Regions from separate parts of the Mus musculus genome. Here region 2 is linked to region 1. Evidence: chromatin loops called from intact Hi-C (ENCODE). Cell type or tissue: left cerebral cortex. All regions are shown on one strand.

Evidence for each region. Peaks named below come from ENCODE experiments on the same cell type or tissue, not always from the same donor. Only the 100,000 strongest peaks of a DNase experiment are listed, where the experiment ranks them.
Region 2: it touches region 1 in a loop (3-fold over the local background); 9 of 42 quality-filtered maps call a loop at or near these places.

What each region holds. Positions count from the first base shown.
Region 1 is chr11:34,811,448-34,819,447 of GRCm38, forward strand. Spdl1 (spindle apparatus coiled-coil protein 1) reads right to left here. Exons shown (of 12, transcript NM_027411.2): 10 at 7,676-7,863; 11 at 1,879-2,227. Among named protein-coding and RNA genes, the nearest start is that of Spdl1, 18 kb to the right of the region's middle. In left cerebral cortex, a CTCF peak has its summit at 3,526 (motif pointing left); a DNase peak (open chromatin) is centred at 3,536.
Region 2 is chr11:34,130,863-34,138,862 of GRCm38, forward strand. Gm12121 (a long non-coding RNA gene) reads left to right here and starts at 6,083. Exons shown (of 5, transcript XR_872376.1): 1 at 6,083-6,789; 2 at 7,407-8,000. In left cerebral cortex, no CTCF peak of the experiment used is centred here; a DNase peak (open chromatin) is centred at 3,145.

The DNA of each region.
Region 1 (8,000 bases):
TGTTCATCAATATGCTCAACTTTTAAATGTATACAGCTTTATTTTAAATACAGTTGTCACTGTACTGCATGCAGACATCATTCATCTCCTTAAAACGATCTGGCTCCTTCACTTTCCTTACTCACTTTTTAAAATTTTCTGTGCAAGTGTGAGGGTACCTGTGTTCCACCCTATCCTTCCTGTGCCTGTCCCTTCAGACTTTGCTTCTGTTTTCATGTTACATGCACATATATGATTTTATGCACATATAAAGTTTGGGTGTCACAAATCAGAGAATGTACTGTTTAAGAGACGGTTTAATTAGTTTAGCATGAGCAGCTCTACTTGTATTCATCTTTCTCCAAATTACCCAGCTCTGTGGCCTCCACGGTTGCACTGTATACATACCACACATCCTTCACCAATACCTGGGGTGTTGGACATCTAGATCAGGTCCACGTTTACCACTGCCCTGACCCTGCTGTATCAGGTGCCTGGGCTCCAGACACTCTACCTTCTCATCTCTATGAGTTTGACTTTCCCAAGGGACAGAGAGAGCCCTGGAACAATGATTCCCTCACAGACCCTCCCATACTTTGTTAGTCACAAACTCCATTACACAGAAAGCTGGAAGCTTTGAAGTTTTGAAATAAAAATGAAACTAAATTAGCTTTGATATTTAAAAATGTCAAGCATGCATCAAAGCCTATTTCTGAAAGCTTAGTATAAATATGGAAAAACCACAAAAACTTTTACCTGTTCTTACCAAAAAACTTAAGTCTAAATGTCTTAGACTACTGGAAAGCCCTTTGAGAAAGTTGGTTTTTCTTTCATGGCTACTTGAACTAAGAGAAAAACAACAGTTTATTTATTTATCCCACCCAGCAAGACACTCTGGAAAGCTGGGCTGAGCTGTCTTTGCTCTGTGGACTGGGAAGTATAACTGCCTAGCATCACTTGCTGTTCACAGCCCCCTCCTCCTGCAGTCACCTGAGTCTACCTGACCCTCTGAAAAAAAAACAAAGGAAGGCCACCCAGACTGTAGACCTCCAGTGCACACAGTGCTCAAACAGACTGCAGAGCTCCAGTGCACACAGTGCCCAGACTGCAGAGCTCCAGTGCACACAGTGCTCAGACTGCAGGGCTCCAGTGCACACAGTGCTCAGACTGCAGGGCTCCAGTGCACACAGTGCTCAGACTGCAGGGCTCCAGTGCACACAGTGCTCAGACTGCAGGACTCCAGTGCACACAGTGCCCAGACTGCAGAGCTCCAGTGCACACAGTGCCCAGACTGCAGGGCTCCAGTGCACAGTGTTCAGACTGCAGAGCTCCAGTGCACACAGTGCTCAGACTGCAGAGCTCCAGTGCACACAGTACTCAGACTGCAGAGCTCCAGTGCACACAGTGCTCAGACTGCAGAGCTCCAGTGCACACAGTGCCCAGACTGCAGAGCTCCAGTGCACACAGTACTCAGACTGCAGAGCTCTAGTGCACACAGTGCTCAGACTGCAGGGCTCCAGTGCACACAGTGCTCAGACTGCAGAGCTCCAGTGCACAGTGCTCAGACTGCAGGGCTCCAGTGCACAGTGCTCAGACTGCAGAGCTCCAGTGCACACAGTGCTCAGACTGCAGAGCTCCAGTGCACACAGTGCCCAGACTGCAGGGCTCCAGTGCACACAGTGCTCAGACTGCAGAGCTCCAGTGCACACAGTGCTCAGACTGCAGCGCTCCAGTGCACACAGTGCCCAGACTGCAGAGCTCCAGTGCACACAGTGCCCAGACTGCAGGGCTCCAGTGCACACAGTGCTGGGAACATAGACAGAGCCACACGGCACAATGCAGGCGGTGAGAAAGGAATGATGGAGAAGGCTACTGGCAGCCAGGCAGAAAGACACTGACCTGGGAGAATTGGGGGTATTCCCACTTTGTTCATGTAAGACCTCAATGTTGGCCGGACTATCCACAAGCTTCACACACTTCTTCTCCTTCTTCGGCTGTGTATCCAGATGCAGGTTCTTATGAGGAGAGAGGCTGGCTGGCTGCACACATGAAGAGGCTGGCTGTTTCCACTGCACAGTGTTATCTTTTAAGCTATTAAGACAGGATTCCTCCTCCCTGTGAGGTGGGAGTCTAGAAACTCCATCCTCAGTGGCACTGGCAGCAGCTGTTTCTTCTGTTTCTTCTGGCGTGGTTATATTCAATGGCAGCACCTCGCGCCTCCTTTTGAGTACAGGTACTTCAATTCTCTCTGAAAAACAGTCATTAAAATATATGCTTATTGAATAAAACAAAGACACAACCCAAGGAAACTCAGTGAGTTATACATAAACTCATTTCTCTTTTTGGTACTCTGAAGATATACTTTTCTCTTTGATAAAATATATACTTTTAATTTTCATGTAAGTATATACTGCATGTTGAGCACCCCACACACGTGGTATGTCCCCATTTTCTTGGCTCTCCTTCCAGCCTCCTTCACTCTCCTGGTCATCTTCATTTCTGCTTCCTTCCTCTGTTTTCACCCCGTCTCTCTGGCAGGCACTCTTCACTGTTCTCTTTCTGTGGTCCAGGAAAGGACTCCAGGCTTTACCCTCGCTGAACTCCAGCTCGGGCCCCACACACCATCAACTCTGTCTTCTAAGACTATCTGCAATGTTTTCCTTGTCGATTCTGTAATCTAGAAAGCCCAGGCTGACCAGGATGTGCAGGTGACAGCAGGAATGCAGGCCATCTTCCTGAAACCTCTGGGAGGGAAGGCAGCAGTGGCCGAGTCCAGGAGTTCTGGATCGGGTCCCACACTGCAGCCAGGTGATCTCAGGCAGTAACTTCTCTGCACTTCGATATCTTTAAATTAAAGAACACCAAACCTGCTTCATTCAGTACTGTCTTGTAGAGATGAAATGAAGGATGGAACTCTGAATATTGGTAATGTATGCCTACTGGACTCATCTATAAAATATATTCAGATGCTGGCCACTTGTGTGATGCACGTTTCCCCAGTCCCAACCACACCCTGCCTCCCAGCAGCTACTGCAGAGCCCCTATCCTCATGGCCTACTGATCCCCTATGAGGGTCCCACAGCCACTCAGTGACTTGCCCTAATGCCTTCCTCCCACCGACACATCAATGTGCCCTTTCATTTTCAACATCAGCACATCAGCGGCCTGAGGTCCTGCACAGGAAGGCTCCCTGCTCGCGCTGCTGCTCTCAGGTCAGCCAGACCCCACCTCTCTTTTCCTCTGTGCTTCTCAATCACCCTGACTCCCACCACCTCGAGTCTTTGCTAGGTTGGCAGACCTTAGAAATTCATAATGGGTAATTTTTTCTTTTCATAAGGATAATATTTAATTGGGGTGGGTTATATGTTCAGAAATTCAGTCCATTATCATCAAGGCAGAAACATGGCAATGTCATAATGGGTGATTCTTAATCAGGGGAGCCTATTGGAGTCAAAGAGAAAAAAAAGGATAAAGACGCCTTTAAAAAAAAAAAAAAACTATAAAAAAAAATCTTTCTATTGTGAACACCTCCCCCTAGTGGTGAGACTTAATAGAGTTCCCAGAGATGACTGCCGAGTTAGGCAAAGGACCTGGTGAAGAATCCTTAAACCTAACATGTTAGTTAACCCAGCCTTCTGGGGAGGAGATGGGTCAGAAGCACAGAATTCATACATTTCTTAACACTGACTTTCTAACTTTCAACCTCTATACCATACAACCCACTGTTTGCAATAGATCAGCTGCAAAGACTGGATAGGCAGGCTATTTCCTGAGTAATTAGATGTAGGATATTTCCCCCATCAAAATGGACAGAACTCTGAGTCAGGAATGATGGCGCACAGCTTTAATTCCAGCACTTAGCAGGCATCAGCAGTAGGTTCTCGAATTCAAGTATGGAGTATACAACGAGTTCTACACTCACCAAGACTGCATATATAACTTTGAGAACCTCTCAAAGTTAGGAAGGGAGGGAGGGAGGGAGGGAAGAAAAAAGTCAAGATGAAAGGTGGAATAAGAATCTTTATTTCCATCAATTATCCTTCCAGATAACAAAAAATATAAGGAAAAAAACCAGTGAAAATTGAAGTAGATGACATAAACCACAGAACTGATCAACCAGAGTAAAGAATAGTGAGCTTTAAAGATAGGCTGCTTGAAAATAAAGAAGAAAACGAAAATGAGTGAGAAGGAAGAAAGAAAATGTCAGCATTTTAGGAGATACCATCCAAAGGTGTCCAGAAGAAAACTAGAGAATGACAAAAAGTGCAAAGTTTATCCAAAGGAATAACAGAAAACTCTATAAACCCAAGAAATGTAAAAAGATGGGAAGATCAAAAGTCTGGACAGAGTCAAATTCTCAAAGGTCAAAGAGAACATTCAAGAGCAGCACAGGGCAGGTGAGAGAATGGCAGCACTGCAGGGGACTTCAGATACTGAAGGGGAAAGCTGCCGGACACCCTTCCCTAATAAAAGCTAAAGGATGCTCAAAAGAAAGAGAAGATACCCCGGGCGGTGGTGGCGCACGCCTTTAATCCCAGCACTCCGGAGGCAGAGGCAGGCGATTTCTGAGTTCGAGGACAGCCTGGTCTACAGAGTGAGTTCCAGGACAGCCAGGGCTACACAGAGAATCCCTGTCTCGAAAAACCAAAACCAAAACCAAAAAATAAGAGACAATGCAAATGTGCACCATGAAACCATGCGAAGCTGGGGAGGAGGGACATGCTCAGTGGTTAAGGGCACTAGCTGCTCTTCCAGAGGACCTGAGTTCAGTTCCCAGCAACCATATGGCAGCTCACAACTATTCTTAACTCCGGTTCCGGGTTATCTGACATCTTCCGATCTCTGCAGGCACCAGGCATGTACATGGTGTACAGACAGACATGCAGACAAAACACTCATATACATAGAAATAAATTTTGAGTGTGGAAGAAGTATCTGAAGGTTTAACCCCTGAAATACTCAGAGAAAATCCTTGAATATTCAAAGTTGAGAGCCACAGCCCCTGTGCTCTCAGCAGGAAGATTTAAAAACACTAACAAAGGAACAATTCCAATCAATTCTTACAGGATAAGAAATATAAAATGATTTAAAATTTGACAACAAAACTAAAAACAAGAAGAGAAATGAAGCTAAGGGAAGGGTAGTTTGTTTTGGTTTTGCCTTTGTAGTGAAAACGGTCACAGCTCTGTTCAGCATAACTTGTTTTACATATTAAGAGGTTCTTTATGGGCTTCATGGTCATTATAAGTAAAAAGTTAAAATCTAAGGCAGGGAACCAAACGTAATGACTAAGAAACGTTACTCAGCAGTGAAGATGGTAGGAGAAAAGAAAGGAAGAAAAGGCACACTAGAAAACCAGCCGCAATGCAGCAGCAGCAGCAGGTTCTTAGTGGTCAGTAATTGCCCTGGATGCAGACGGATCACATAATCTAGTAAGACAGAGAGTAGCTGAAGGGATTACAAAAACAAGAGCAAATGACGATGCCAACACGAGACTTGGTCATCTACAAGGATATGCAGAGGCTAAAAATGAATGAATAAAGATGTACTCCACCAGAGAAAGTGAGATATTTGTCAAGTCAAATAAACTTCACATCAAAACCATAAGGCTGGGACATGGAGGAACAATAAAGGGGCCCAGACCAGGTCTGTAGTATAACTATACACAGAAGCATGCCATGCAGGCGTGATCAAATCTGTATTAGAGGGACAGCTGGACAAGCAACAACTGTGGAGGGCAACACCCCACTTACAGCCATGGAAGTCATCCAGATAAAATCAGCAACATGGTGCATTTCAAGTGTACTCTACACTTCAATGGAGCTGATACAAACTCACAAAACAGTCTATCCAACAGCTGTAGAATTCCCATCTTCTCTACTGCATATGAAGATCACATATTAGGAAAAAACCAATTCTGAACAGAAACGAACAAAAACCAAACCCAAACCCAGGTCCCATGAAATGTTTTCAGACCCCAAGGAAGGCAGCAATAGAAGGAACACGAGTACAGACTGAACAAAGAGCTGGGAAGTAACCAACCCCCACCACTCAGCTCATATGTTCACAACGTCAGAACATGGGACAGGGAAAGGAGGAGCTCTTCAATTAACTGCGCTAAGAAAACAGAGTGATGGCTGCATGACTGAGCTCGTGAAGAAAGCACAAGCAATCAAAGCAAAAATAAACATGAGGCCCTGTATCACCCTAAGATCCCTGGAACAGCAAAGGAAGCAATGAAAAGCATCTACAGGGTAGAAGGAAACATCAGCAAATTACACGCCTGATACAACATTAGTGTCTACAAATTATAAAAACCCCAAACCAAAATACCTCACAAACAATCTGACTTTATAAAAAGGCAAAATAGGGGCTAGGAGATGGCTCACTGGTAGTTGCTTGCCTCATGAGCCTGAGAATGCGACTTCATGCTCTAGGAACTGCAGAGGTAGAAAGAGGGATCCAGCCTTACAATGTTGGTGTCTGATCAGCACACACATGCTGTGCTGTGTAAGCACACATACATACAGGTACACACTCACATGCAATAATAAATACATGCTTAAAAAGTAACTATTATGTGATCTCCTATGCCTGGGAGCTCTAACACCATGACAGCCACAGTTAACAATAACGTACTTTGTAAGTCAGAGTTAGGAAGAAAACTTTCAAAGAGTTTTCTCAACTTCAAAAGGATAAAGTATAAGATATTCAACTTAAAATCATGAGTAATTCTGAGATGTTTCTACAGGAATGGATATTAATTTACCTTGATTTGAACATTATACAATACATAAGTGGAAACATCACATTGCACCCTTGTGTCCAATTACTATGTGTCAGAAGAAAAACAATTAGAACTCTCAATATGGATAGCTCTTGAGGTCAAAACTACATCTTCTCTGCATTTCTGGTGGTGAGTCCTGGGACACATGACTAGTTTCTGGTCAATGGAATGGCAACAGACAACATCTAAAGAGCCTGGATCCTAACATGCACAGTACTCCATCAGTCCTGGAATGCTCCTCCAGAGGTTCATCAGAAGGGGAGAAAGATGGGCTGAGGGAGTTAGGGAGAGAGGAAGGAAGGAGAAAGTCCTAGAACAGAAGTCTTGCTAGTTCTTCTGTAACTGGTCTAGCTCTCGGTATCAGCTGCTTCAACGAAATGAAACACACATCTTTGATTCCATTCAGGAGGCAGAATAAAGAAGATTATGAATATGAGGCCAGCCTGAACTACTCAGTGAGACCCTTCCTCAAAGTAACTTCAAAACCCGTTGGAACACCCTGAGATGCTACAATTTTTTTTTTTTTTTTTTTTTTTTTTTGGTTTTGGTTTTTCGAGACAGAGTTTCTCTGTATCACCCTGGCTGTCCTGGAACTCAGGACCAGGCTGCCTCGAACTCAGAAATCCGCCTGCCTCTGCCTCCCGCGTGCTGGGATTAAAGGCGTGCACCATCATGCCCAGCTGAGATGCTACAATCTTAAAGGAGAAAAGCTCAAGTTCTTGCTATTCAGTATGTTGAACTCAGCTATCCTAAGAGAAAACATGATTATATTCATGCTTATGCAGTGACCAACCTCTTAGTTTTCCTACACATTTGACAGCTCCACTGTACTAGAGACATAATGACAAGTTGGTTTATAGTTTCTCAGGGTTCCTCCCAATCTGAAAGGTAAGAGCCTATAGAACACACCTTCCGGTTCATACTTCAGCTTGAGTTCATCTAGCTTCGCTCTCAGTTTCATGTTTTCACTTTCTGAGAGCTGCAGGTGTCTTTCATTTGTAAACAGTTTCCGCTCAATATCCAGGGCCCGCTGGCTCTCAAATAAAGCCTTCATCCTCTGGATGGACAGCTCGTCCTTTGTGCTTTCATTTTCTTTGCTACAGTAACAGGAAAGAATAAAGAACATGAAAAGAATGCATGCCACTGACATGGTGAAATAAACCTTGCGTGTTAAAAAGGCATTTTTTTTCTGAGATTTTTAGCATTAAAAAAAGAAACAACAAACAATTAAATA
Region 2 (8,000 bases), 680 kb before region 1:
GGAACAGGAGCTTAAGGCAAATCAGTCACTTCTTTCTGTATTCGCCCATCAGTAAGTATTTCCGGGTCATGATTATTCTAGGTCATGAACAGTCGAGGATCTAATGCTTCCCGGAGCCACAGAGGTCCCCCATGGGCGAGGAGGGGTCTTTCCAAAGAGATTAAGCTGGGCTGGAAAGTCACAACCTAAGTGAAGTCCTTAGCGCCTCTGCTGTCAGGTAGGGCTTAGCAAAGAGTATCTCAAGGATGCAGCAAAAGAATAGTAAATAGCGGGGAAAGCTGGAGGCAAATCCAGGGGTGTTCTGAGCATCAAAGAGATGATACGCTTAAAATAGGGTCAAAATAAGATGATTTCAGAGAGATGCAATAAAAATAGTATGATTTCAATAGGAGGTAGCGGTAGAGCCTCCCAAACAAACTTCTAGATTAGGACTCTCCCGAGCTGTCTGCTGCAGCCTTTCTCATAGACCCAGAGCATAGGAGTGCCTTAAGAAGGACCCCACCCTGGAAAGTCAGAACATGTGATAGTGATAGAGACAGCGCTGGTCTCTTGCAAACCATGTCTAAGTTCGCCATGTCTGCTCAGGAGTCAGCTTAGCTCTCCCAAGGCAGAAAACAAAACGAGCTCTTTCTGAAGATGTTTCTCAAGTAATAAGTTAGCATCCCAGGGCAGGAGAGCTGCTCCAGGGGCACGGAGGAGAGCTTAGGAAATCATCACACTCAGCTAGGGGCATGCCTGCCTCAGCTTGTATCCATGAGCAACAAATTTATTCTGCAGCTGCAGAGGCAAACTGTCCACCGCTTTGAGTGTCCATAGACCTGAAGCGCGTAGCAAGGTGGATTTGGACAAGACTCAGTTCAAGTTGGAGCTTCACGAACCCGTTTCTGGGACTTGGGCCCCTGACTCTGTTTTCAGTCTCTCTCAAAGGATAGAGGTTATATCCACCCCTTTGGGAACATTAGGTGTGATGATGCATCTAAAAGCCATTCTGCCATGTCTAGCACCCAGACTTGATAAGAATAGTGTGGGCACAGCGTGGAATTGTGAATCTGGACTTTTCATCTCCTTCTGTTGCTGTAAAATACCACAAATACACTTTGGCTTTGAGACTGTTTCTCACCTAAGGTTTTTGGGTGAGAGAATTATGTTAGTTTGTTTGGACCGCCAGACAAGTGGCATGAGTTGTGTCGTTTAAGCAACAGAATCTCGTTTGTCCCTGACCTGGAAGCCAGGAAGTTCAAATTCAACGTGCTGCTCAGTTTGCTTCTGAGGAAGCTTGCTTGTCTCACTGTCTGACCTCTGGGAGTGTCAGACCATGCTTCCATATTCGCCATCTCATCTGGCCTTGACTAATGCCCTCATGCCTGATACTGTCTCATGAGATGGTGGGTTAGGGTTTCAACCTTAGGGTTTCAATATTATAGGTACAGGTCAGTCTATAACAAGTATAGGTTTTCTAATTGTTATTCTAATATTCAATCAATATGTATGCTGCTCTTTATTTAGTCTTTCCCTTATTTTTGTGTATTTGTGTTATTTCCCAGATTTTTTGTTGTTGAGACTGAATACATAGCACAGGCTGGCTTTGAACTCTTGAACCCCCTGTTTGACCTTCTGAGAGTTCAATTACAGGTACGCAGCACTATGACAAGTTTCCAGAGGTTGTTTTTAATTTTTTTCTAGTTTCTCTAAAAGCATCACTGCAAAGTGTTATAAATTATCATTATTTCTAATTTTTGTTAATTAACACACAGATTTTTTTCCTGTTTCTGACATTGGGCAAGTGTGACTTGTCACATGCTTCTTTGCATGAAAAAAATACCTCCCCCAATTCAGATATCATGTTTAGCTTTTAGTGCTTAGAGTAGCTCTCTAGTATTATACTTCAGCTTTGCTTATTTCTACTTTTCTCTGAGTGGCAAGCTAATCTAAAAGGCAAGCCCTGGATGATACTGGCTTTAGCAACAGTAATCGCCATTCATTAAAACATGTTTAAAGATTGTAGTTACTTTTTAATTGCGTGTTTGTGTGTGGGGTCTGTGCATGTGTGAATAGAGGAGGACCTTGGATCCCCCGGAGCTGGAGTTACAGGGAGCTGCAAGTTGCCTGAGGTAGATTCTGGGAACTGAACTTGGCCCTCTGTAAGAACAGTAAGTGCTCTTAATTGCTGAGTCATGTCTTCCGACCTTATTATTATTAGTTAATGCTTATTTATTTTCCAGAGAAAATGATAACCAAGTAGGAGGAGTTTTTAAAAACATACATCTTTATACACATCTTGGGTTCGGGATCAGCCCTCTCCTGACTTGGTATGAAAGCAACCTCTCTTCCCCTCTGGGAATGTACCCTGGTTCCTCTTAGCCCTCACCATTTCGGGCTCTGCAATTGGTCCACCGTGTTGCTCTCGCACACCTCTCACCTTCCATTGCTTCACTCCACAATGCCCTTCTCTGCAGTGGAACAAGCTCACCCAGAAACAGTGTCTCAGCCAGGAGTGAATATGGACATTCTGCACTGTAGCTCCTGAGCAATGGAATGGTGAATAGCTTTCAGGGCAGTGTGCGTTTAACAAACTGGACATGCAGAGCTGAAGGGATGAATTAGATGTGGCAGAACTTCAGAGAAGCAGAACGGGGGTGGTGTGTGTGTGTGTGGGGGGATGACCCAGGAGTGAGATGAGCCATCCATGGAATAGGGTTCAGGGAATTCCCATGAGCTCATGGCAACACTGCCAACTTTCCGTCCTCCTACCTCATACAGTTGTTCCGGGCAATGACTTCAGAAGCATGAGTGTGCTCACCAGATTCATCCTCTGGAACACTTCGTCTCGTCTGCTCTTTCTCTGTATACACATACGCACGTGTGCACGGCACAGATATTTTCCCTTAACAATAGGGAGAGTTGCAGTTAATACCACCCGTACCTATGAATACTTCAGTGTGAGCTTCCAAGGGATCAATACATTCCCTTCCTGAATCACAGTGTAAATTTGAAATTGATATGGCTTTTTTAAAAAAAAAATGCAACCTACTGCTCACAATTGTACTTCTGTCAGGTAAATGCTGATTAGTGCGTTTCCCTGGGGACCAGGATCCGGCTTGGAGCCAGGCTTTACATTCTGCTATCCTACTTTCTAATCTTAAATGTGGAATGTCTCCATCTTTCCCTCTCTTGGCATGAGTCACTTAAAGGAAGAGAGACTGGGCTTATCTTGGTTTGAATCCTCGCTTTACCACAGGAGCCGAATGACAAAGTGAACTGCTTCACCCCCTTAGTCTCAGTTTTCTCATCTGCAAAATGGGGCTAGCAATACAAGAAGTCGAGGCAAGAGCGCTATGAGACAGGATGAGAACAAGAATAAAACATCTTGATAATCCAACAAGATCATGCTGCCCTAGTCCTTTAGCAACATACCTGGAACCTTTTAGTGATCCATACATTTGATTACTTAATGGATAAGTGACTGGTGAGCTAGGGCTAGATTCTTCTCTCTCACTTAGTGCTATGTAGTCTCAAGGATGTTGTTTTGCCTCTCAGTGACCTGATGTCCCTGGTTATTAAGGTGGGGCTTCCGGTGCCTTCCTCCTGGGGCTGAAGGAAACTACATGAGCAAGGTGAGTGTGCACCCAGGACACTTGACTCCATCTAGCCTCTTAGTAGCTGTCCCCCATTCTGTTCACACAGAATTATCCAAAGGAAAACAGGGTTTGTGCGAGTTAACTGCAGAGGCCCAACCCTTCCAGCAGGTGCAAGTAACACATAGCAAATGCCGAAAGCTGTTTAAAGATGAAACTGAAGCTCACCTCCCTGTGGATGTTTCCTCTTACCAAGTATATTTTGGAATAATCTCCTCTGTGTTGGTCAAATAAACTGTCATTGTGGGTGTGGTGGGTTCGGTGGAGGTTTGGGGTGTGGGCTGTTAGACTCCTGGGGTGGTTATGATTCATTGTTGATTGAAATTTGAGTCTGGACTGGGTGACCTTGGTATCATCATGGAAACTCTGGGGTGAGTGGCCACCCAAAGCATGGCACTTTGGGGCTTGGCACGGTCCCTCCCGGAACTCGTCACCAGGTCTGTGCAGGGCCAGGTCTCAGTTCAATGTCACCTCCACAAGGAAGTCTTTCAGGGGGGTCTGCATATGATATCAGCTGTCTGTAGGGGCCCATTTTCATATCGCAACACATGGAGGTGCTCCTTGCTTACAAGAGCTGCAAGTGAAAACAGAGAAAGGAATGGGGGGAGGGCAAGAAATGGGGTTACTGGTTTGGAAGCTTGAAGTCAATACACTCATGTAACATGAAGGAGGGATACAAGGCATGACACTATAATGCCTCTGAGCTCTCACAGGATCTAGAATCTGGGCTTGAGCTTCAGGTTCCTGTCAAACTGCATCATGTCCAAGTGACAATGGTTAATGGTTTTCCTCTCTTGAGTATCAGTTTCTCGAGTGTATGAGAATCCCTCTCCCCTGGGAGTGCAGTGTGATGCCCACAAGATGCTGCCTGCAAAGGTGGGGCAGGGTGGAGTGGAATAGCCAGGGTGAGGTGGTGTAGCCAGAGTGGGGTGGGGTGGAGCAGGGGGATCTGGATGGATACCTCTGCAGCAAGAGAGACACAAGTACGTATCTCAGCTTCTCCCCATACAGGCCAGGTTATACCTCACCTTCCTCGAGCCTCTGATTGCTCGTGGGCAAATTGCCTGTAGTAATACTTCCAGACCTTTGTATCTTTAGGCTTCACATCTGCGAATACAATCAAGAGTGAAAGGAAAAATTTTGAGAATACTTGCATTGAACATGTGTAGGTATTTTTTTGTTATTATCAGCAAAATATCTAGCCCCTGATAGTAATGGGTGTTAGAAATTATTGAAGTTATATGAGAAGGTGCCCATAAGATACATGCAAATGCTATGCCATCTAATATTAGGAATTAGAACAGCCTTGCATTTTGGTATCTGCAGCGATTTATATGGCCAATCCCTTGCAGATATCAGTGGTCTCTTGTACTTGGACATTTCCAAAGGCTATTGAGAGAACCATGTAGAATATATGTTATTTTATATAAAGTGTCATTAAGGTAATTATTATTGTTTGAAGCCTTATAAATTTAGACTCAGTCCCACTCAAAACTAAAATGGTTGCTGTTATGTTTCATGTTAAACTCATTTAAAAAAACCCCAAACTCAAAAAGAAAGAAAGAAAGAAAGAAAGAAAGAAAGAAAGAAAGAAAGAAAGAAGAAAGAAAGAAAGAGAAAAGAAAACATGCATTAATCAACTCCTCAAATGTCGTGGTGTCATCCTTGGTCTGTACCCAGTGGAAGACAAAAAATGGTAAATGATTTTGAACTTAAGTGAGTCTACTGTTGTAAGGGTATAACTGAGCACACTGATCTTCACCCTTGCTAATGCTGTGACCTTGAATACAGCTCCTCATGTTGTGGTGACCCCCCCCAACCACAAAATTATTTCAAAATTATTGCTACTTCATAACTGTAATTTTGCCACTGTTAGGAGAAATAATGCAAATAATTGTGGAGATGGAGGTTTCCCTAAGGGGCCATGACCCACAGGCTGGGAACTGCAGCTCTAGAGGACTTCTTTCCACCCTTTGCCCAGAGCTATGTCAGCTCTTCACATGTTTGAGCTCCACCATTGTCCCTGAAACCAAGCAGCTACTCAGTTACCTTATCCTGAAATATGCACACCCTGTGTCCTGTCTTACAGTATTGCCTGGCTCATTTGTGGAGGGTGGGAATAGATGGCCTATTGCTCAGAGAGGAAGGCTGGCAGTGACCTTCTGTGACTCTGGGTCATGGGTTTGTTTGCAAGAACACAGACACACAAGTGGCCACTGACAATCTGCGCTCCAACATCACATATGGGGCATATTTTGCTCAGAAACATGCCATGTTAGTTGTTGAAACCTTTTTTGCATTCCCTGAAACAAATGGCACCATGGGGTATTTTCTTTTAAGGAGCAGTAAATAAAAGTCTTTTATGTTGACAATGATAATATTATATTCCACAATTGATTTGCATTTTCCTATTCTGTGGATCTTTCTGCTTGGTATAAATCCTCAGGTTGAAATGCACTGGGCCTCACTCAGGGATCAGCAATGGCTTTTGTCTCTGGCCTGGACTGCAGGGATCTGGCTGTGCCTAGATGTGAAGAGGCAATGCACAGTAAGGAAGAAGGCACATGTGCGGGCGTGCAAGCTTGGGCAGGTGCACATGGAGCCAGCAAGGATTCTCCAGGGAGCCACCATCACCCTGATATCCAGCGGGAGCTGGTCTGAGCTACGTTACTCCCAAGCCCTGCTAGCTGGCTCCCCAGGAAAGCAAGAACTCACACAAATGACTCTTGGGCGTTTGTGGAAGAGCTGAGTCCTCATCACTTCCTGTGGGCCTTTCTGAGCATAATAAGATCCTCTCTCTTGCATCAGCCAACCCAGGAGCTGCTGATAAACCATGGCACAAGCTTGAGCCAGAGTTGACCTTAACCATTGACAGCCCACTGAGCACTCATCATGTGCTAAGCATTATCTCATTAAACCTTCACCACAATCCTGCAAGGTAGGTGCTGTGTTACCCCATTTTACAGATGAGGGGAACCAAGGCCTACAGTTCCACAGCAGATAATCTGCAGCAGAAAAATTCAACCTCCAGGCAATTCTGAATGTAGTCATTGGTGACGGAAGAAAATATTTGTCTCTGAAAGCCATCCGTGGAGATCATAAAATCATTCCTACATCTTGCCTTGAGCTAGCAGAATGAAATTGCCCAGAGTGGGTGAGTGGCGGTAATGGAGGCGATTGTGAAGCTTGCATTATTTAGTATAGATGAGGCTCTGTAACTTCTTCATATTTAGATGAAGGCTGTGTCCCCTCTGCCCTTCCTGTGGAGTTTCTGTGGAGGAGAAGGTAGAGGATATTGAGTGGGTACAGTGAAGCACCTTAGGCTTAGCTGGAGGAGTTGGTGATAACTTTACCCTCAAATTCTTAGAGAAAAAGAGCAGACGTGTCCACATCATCTTTGGGAGAAGGCCCGAGGAATGGTGGGGTCTGTGCCAATAGGTTAGGGTAAACAAAAGTAATTTCTTGATACCCAGCTTTAAGGGGAAGGGTTTGTGGCTAGATTAGCACAGAATACTTGTTTATTGTGTTTCAAGTCCTTTGTCTCCCCCCCCCCCCGCCCCCAGCCTAAGGAAGACTCAATAAGAGGAATAGGTAGAGGGAGGCTTAGACTTGATTTCTTGTTTTTTAAATTTCTTTCCTTTGAATTTAGCCCGGGAAACACTTGAACGATTGTTTTCCAACTGAGCTATAAAGTACAGCATTTGTGAGTGAAGTTGCCCCTCTTACTTTCAAGATAATTGACTTTTATATTTCATTTTCTATTTCCTCCAGAAAAAGTCAAAATGTTCTTTTTGAGAGCTTGGCTTTCCTGTGGGTGATTTTCCAAGGTGGGTACTTCATTGACCAACATTTGAGTGTGACAACAGCATCCAGCACGGACGGTCAGTACTAGCTACTACCTACAGACAAACTCCCGCAGCAAGCCTTAGAGAATATGCTGACTTTATTATATTCTCACTTGAAACATCCTAAGAAGGTCCACACATTCCTTTGGGGTCATGAGACCATGGCAGGGGTTGGGGGCGAGGGTTGGATTTCTGTGTAGAATTGAATCCTCCACATGATGGCACAGGGTGGTCATTGGGGAGAGCTGGGAGCCTTTGGCTACCCTGTCTTAGCCATGATTTCCAGCACTGAGCAAATGAGAGCTAATTTTAGGTGACATCTGGACAAGGCTTTACCTCACACTGCACCCTGCAGTGACACCACAAAGTGTCTTTTCAATTTTCAGTCCTTCTGAACATAGGAAGGATAAATTCTCAGTTTTGTAAACTTATATCTGCACTCATGAGAAAAGACGGGTACCGGTTTCTGATTTGGAGGTATTAGGCTTTAATTGCTTTGTAAAACATGCCAGCCTCCCCT